Linked DNA regions of Homo sapiens: region 1 is linked to region 2. A link is a loop called in an ENCODE intact Hi-C map of the cell type or tissue named here. Cell type or tissue: K562. All regions are shown on one strand. Each heading gives the region's core, and the rest is flanking DNA. Links, peaks and the distances in the headings are about the cores only. Region 1 overlaps FAM210B (family with sequence similarity 210 member B). Region 2 holds the start of CASS4 (Cas scaffold protein family member 4).

Region 1 (2,907 bases), core at 250-2,749, 50 kb before region 2:
AGAGCCCCAGTGTCCTTTTGTCTCCGTCAGTTCTGGTTCCAGTGGCACCTTTTCAGGGAGACCTTCCCTGATGGCCTTATTTAACATTCCTCCTACTCCCTGTCTCCCGCCCCATTGGTGTTTCTCTATGGCACTTGTCACAGGTAGCAGCCCTGGTATTTTACTCTTCTGTTTATTGTCCCTGCCTTCCCATAAGACCATAAGCTCATCGAGGGTGGGGTTTTGTCAGTTTTTTCCATTGCTCTGTCCCCTACACTGAGAACAGTGCCTGGCACAGAGGAGACACTCATGAATACACGAGGAGTAACATAGCATGGTTGTTCAGAGCAAAGGCCCTGGACCCAGACTCAGCGAGTTTGGATCCCAGCTCTGACAGTAATCCCTGTGTGATCCTTGGTAAATTACTCAACCTCTCTGGGCTTCTCAGATCCTCTTCTGTTAAGTGGGGTTGACAGTAGTCAAGGTTGTTGTGAGGATTATATGCATTAATATTTCCTTTTTTTAAAATTAGAGATGAGGCCGGGCGCGGTGGCTCACGCCTGTAATCCCAGCACTTTGGGAGGCCAAGGTGGGTGGATCACCTGACGTCAGAAGCTCGAGACCAGCCTGGCTAACATAATGAAGCCCCGTCTCTACTAAAAATACAAATATTAGCCGGGCATAGTGGCACGTGCCTGTAGTCCCAGCTTCTCGGGAGGCTGAGGCAGGAGAATCGCTTGAACCCGGGAGGCGGAGGTTGCAGTGAGCCAAGGTCGTATCACTCCACTCCAGCCTGGACGACAGAGCACGAATCTGTCTCAAAAATATAAAATAATAAAATAAAAGATATGTTGGCCAGCTTGGTCTTGAACTTCTGGCCTCAAGCAATCCTCCTACACCTCAGCTTCCCAAAGTGTTAGGATTACAAGCATGAGTCACCGTGCCCAGCCAATATTTTCAAAGTACTCAGAACAGTGCCTAGTACAGAATATACACAATATAGTGTTTATTATTAATATGATTTCTCAAGTGGAAGAAAACAGGTGTCACTCCAAACACTGCGATCGGCTTGGCAAGGTCCTTGGCTCATTCTTTAAACCTTCCTACCCCCTCTCTATTACAGGTTTTTGTACTTTAAAAAATGTTGGGGAGAGGCAGAAGGGGCATCTCACACACACACTGTCTCACACACACTCTCACACACATGTGCATGCATGCTGAGTACAGACAGAAGATGTGTCACGCCGTCCTGTGCATTCAGGACAGTGCCTAACACATCCCGGGTACTTACGGCAATGTTTCACGAAGAAATGAATGTCTAAAAATTTTCCATTGCCTGCAAGTCACGCCCTCATAAATTCTTTTATTTCAGCTTCTTTAGTCTCCCCAAAGGTTAGGAAGAAAAATGCGTGGCTCACAGTGCTTATAGATGGGTGTTTTTATCAAAACAAAAGGAATAAAATTGTCCAGTAACTGGGTGTTCTCTAGAATGTCAGAAGCCAACCGTGGTGCCAGCTAACCCGAGATTGTCCCTGTGTCTGAATGTCTTGGCCCTACCACAGTCTTGCAGTAGATTCTGCTCAGTTCTATAGCTGGAATCCTGGCTGCCTTTTTATTTTTATTTTTTGGCCAAAAGTCCTTTTGCCAAAATAAAGACTATAAAGAAGAGGGCCCTCGCAGAGACAGCTGCAGTCGGTCCAGTGATTGGACAGAATGGGGCCAGGTGTCAAGGGCATGGGTGTTTGGCCCTGCGAGGGGCTGTAGGTGGCCTCCTATCAGTCCCCACCACCTGGCTGCTGTCCCCTCTGCAGCCTCCCTCAGCAGCTGGAGGTGGGTGGGGCTTGTTTATCAGGAAGAACCGATGCCCTCCACAGCCATCCTGGCCGGGGGTGGCAGGACTAGTCAGAAGGCTTCAAGGAAACGGGAGGTCACATGTGCTGGCCAAAGAAAGGGGGGCTGATGACATCTTCCCTCCTCCCCTCCAGAGCCTGGACATTCTGGAAAAGTGTCTTCCTTTAAGAATGGTCATTCTGGCAGGACAGGAAAGGGGAGCCTGCTGAGTACCACAGAGGCTGAGGCCTGGTGGTCACCAGCCCAGTCACCAGTCCATGCTGCCAGTTAGCCGTCCCTCCCTCCTGAGCCTCAGTCATCCATCTGTCAAAACAGGAGCGACAAAGGTTCCTGGGTCATGAGGCAGTGAGGGATTTATGAAATGACGCCTTTGAAGTGGAAGCTCAACTCCTGGCTCAGCAGAAGGGACCTGTCATCGGGACACTGAGGGTTTTCCTCAAATGTTCTAAAAAATCTTATGCCTCTAAAAATAACAGGGTAAAAGTGGGCCAGCTGCAGAGCCCATAACAAGAGCTGACCTCCAGCCAGGTGCGCATCACCTGCCGGGACAAGCCCCAGGACTGTCCTTAGAGAAGTCTTTTGATTAAAGTGCTCTGTTATTGAGAAGTGGTTTTTTTCCCTCCCCTAATGTGGGTGAGGTTGGTATTTTTGTTTCTCCCACACATTCCAGGCTTGGTAGGTGCTCAGTAACTGTTAGCAGATGTCCCATGCAATCCATGATTTCTGTACAAGTCCTGGTAGGGCACTGTGCAAAAATCGCCCCCACTTTGTGTGTTTCAGATGTCAGGTGTAAATCTTGATTCTAGGAGTAAATCTGCCATCGCTTTTGCTGCATTAATTTTGTGCGCACCGTCCTTTTTTGATGGCATATAACATGGTTGTCACATGCTCAGGCTGTGGCCTTGGAGGGCCTGGGTTCTAATCTTGGTGACATCAGGCCAATGACCTCACCTCAGCAAGCCTGTGTTGCTCCTTTGCAAAGTGGGAAAAGCAGTAGTATCTACCTCTGAAGGTTGGCATGAGGATGGAAGGAGAAAGGGTTGGAGGACCACCTGGCTCAGAGAAAATGCTTGATAA
Region 2 (2,907 bases), core at 219-2,718:
TGGGGACGACACATGGGACAACCAGAGGACAAGACGCTAAGTGCTATCTGTTGAACTTGCCTCAGAGGTGTGGTAAAAGAAAAGAAAATTTAAAAATAAAAAATTAAAAAATGCTGTCTGACAAGAAGATAGCGGTAAGCTATCCCCCACAGCTGGTTGGGGATAGAACTTGAGCCTGGCTTGGAAGAATGGGCACCATTTTGTCTAAATAAAAATGCAGGCCGGGGCCAGGCGTTGTGGCTCACGCCTGTAATCCCAGCATTTTGAGAGGCTGAGGTGGGTGGATCACTTGAGGTCAGGAGTTTGAGACCAGCCTGGCCAACATGGTGAAGTCCTGTCTCTACTGAAAATACAAAAATTAGCCAGGCGTGGTGGCGGGTGCCTGTAATCCCAGCTGCTCTGGAGGCTGAGGCAGGAGAATCACTTGAACCCGGGAGGTGGAGGTTGCAGTGAGCCGAGATTGCGCCACTGCGCTCCCACCTGAGTGACAGAGAAAGACTCCGTCTCAAAAAAAAAAAAAAATGCAGACTTATTTTGCTCAGTGTCTGCTATGCTGTAGGTCCTCTCTAGAGATTGGATCTGAATTTAGGAAAAGTAAAAAGAGTTGGCAAGTGATGATAAACTGCATGAGCTAGCAGGGGTTTCAAGTACAACACACACGATAAGTTTATTTGATTTAAGAGAGAGAATACAGGTGCGGGGCTCAGCATAGCCCTCAGTGCAGAGCCAGTACCCAGAAGATGTTATTCATTAGGTACCATGAGCAAAGACCAGGAGATGAGCATGGGGTTCCGAGCAGGGTGAATGCACAACTGACAGGGTGGGTAGAGTGGAGACTGTGTCCTTTAAGGCAGCCTGTTTGACTGCTTTTATCCTGGCTGTCATAAGGCAAGTTTTAGGGAGCAGGAAGGAAGAAATGCTGACCGCTATCAGAAATTTGGCCTAGTGGCCTCTCATCAGGGAAATGAGCTTGGTCTGTTCGGTTGGAGTTGTTCCACAGAGTTCAAAGGACAAGAATGCTGTGTGTTCATACACTGAGCTCTTCGAAGTAGGAACTTCGCCCTATAAAGCAGAAGAGTGGTGTTTTTTTCTTCTTCTTCTTCTTTTGTGGTTTCACATAGCAAATGAGTGACAGTCTCTACTTACAGACAAAGTGAGACGTCAGGCATTGAGACGTGAGTGTGGCTTGTATTTCTGGTCCTCCCCTGCTTCACTGCTTTCATTTTACTCTTATCGTGCTTTCCAGAAAGTTTGCCTGCTGGGAGAGTCTTTTTGATCGTTTCCCATGTGTTGTCAGATAGCTCCATAGAATTCAGTTTCTGAGAACCAGCCAGAAGCATGCAGTGACATTGCACAATCTGCCTCTGAAGCTGGAGATACTAGCTGCAGAGCTCAGGGGAGCTGCTCCACATCACCGACATGAAGGGAACAGGCATCATGGACTGTGCGCCCAAGGTGAGTGATGTGGGGCTGTTTGAATGGGCTCTGGCGGGGAGCAAGCTGTGATGATTAAGGGTGTTGACCAGCTTTAGTTGTGACTTTCTAATAAAGGTTGAATACCAGTGACGTGTGAGTTGGAGATGGGAAAGTTTAACATAAGTTTAAGTGTGGGAAATAGATGTGTTGTAAAGCTCCTTACCAGTTTGCATCCAAGATGGGTGAAAATGACTTTGTAGTAGAAATCAGCTTACTTGGTTGACAGCGCCGTCCATCATTTTGCGTCCAGCAAACTCCTGAAGCAAGATGCGAGTCTGCCTCAGCCCCCGCTAATTCCTTCTTTCTCTGGACCCCAAAGACACTCAGTGCCACTCTAACTGTCCTATTTGGTTTCTGTGCTCACCTCCCAACAGCAGAGCCCAGACCCTTGCCTGCAGCCTCCCGTGCTGAGCCCACAGTGGGCACTTACATGTTATTTTCATGTTAACTTGTGCATTATGTGAGCAAAGCTGGAGCTTTCAGACAGACTTCATGCCTGTCATGAATCAAAAAAGATTCACTATTTAGAAAGGTGAAAGAAGCCAGGCACGGTGGTACATACCTGTACTCCAGCTACCGGAGAGGCTGAGGTGAGAAGATTAATTCAGCCCAGAAGTTTGAGTCCAGCCTGGGCAACATAGCGAGACCCCATCTTAAAAAAAAAAAAAAGAAAAGAAAAGTTAAAATGGCTACCATATTAAAAAAAAATTTACCCAGACATAAAGAAAGTGAAGCTCAAGGTTGTGTTTTCATCTTGCTATGCCCTTTTTAAATTTTAAGTAGAACAGGAAAAAAGAAATGAAACAAGCAGTAAATGGGGAGCTTGCTTATAAAAATCAATGCTTATTTTTCATTATAATAAAAGTGACTAGTGTGGCTGTCTGCGGTGGCTCACACCTGTAATCCCAGCACTTTGGGAGGCCAAGGCAGGTGGATCACTTGAGGCCAGGAGTTTGAGACCAGCCTGATCAACATGAAAAAACCCCATATCTACCAAAAATACAACAATTAGCTGAGCGTGGTGGCGCATGCCCGTGATCCCAGCTACTCGGGAGGCTGAGGCACAAGAATCGCTTGAGCCTGGGAGGCAGAGGTTGCAGTGAGCTGAGATTATACCACTGCATTCCGGCCTGGGTGACAGAGCAAGACTCTGTCTCAAAAAAAAAAAAAAAAAAAAAAAAAAAGTCACTAGTGGAATTTGTGACTGAGTAACCCATGACAGTCTCTCTTGTATAGATTATATGTAAATATCTTAGCTACCCTAGAATTTTGTCCCCAACTACTTACTTTGAAAAATTTCAAACCATTGGAAAAATATGGGAAGCGTGGGGGTTATTCAGTAAATCCCTGCATATCCTTCACCTAGATCATTGGTTTCTGGTACTTTGTCATATTTGTGTGCATTTATTTGTGTATATTTAGACACTGGAA

What was found. Peaks named below come from ENCODE experiments on the same cell type or tissue, not always from the same donor. Only the 100,000 strongest peaks of a DNase experiment are listed, where the experiment ranks them.
Region 1: it touches region 2 in a loop (5-fold over the local background); 3 of 110 quality-filtered maps call a loop at or near these places.

Annotation. Positions count from the first base shown.
Region 1 is chr20:56,361,178-56,364,084 of GRCh38, forward strand. The region is part of intron 1 of FAM210B (family with sequence similarity 210 member B); the gene reads left to right. Among named protein-coding and RNA genes, the nearest start is that of FAM210B, 3.7 kb to the left of the region's middle. RefSeq lists a silencer at 1,040-1,229 and an enhancer at 1,796-2,296. In K562, for the core only: no CTCF peak of the experiment used is centred there; a DNase peak (open chromatin) is centred at 1,804; H3K4me3 peaks cover 215 bases.
Region 2 is chr20:56,411,040-56,413,946 of GRCh38, forward strand. It overlaps CASS4 (Cas scaffold protein family member 4), which reads left to right and starts at 1,221. Exons shown (of 6, transcript NM_020356.4): 1 at 1,221-1,455. The coding sequence starts at 1,420. In K562, for the core only: no CTCF peak of the experiment used is centred there; DNase peaks (open chromatin) are centred at 863 and 1,292; H3K4me3 peaks cover 1,990 bases.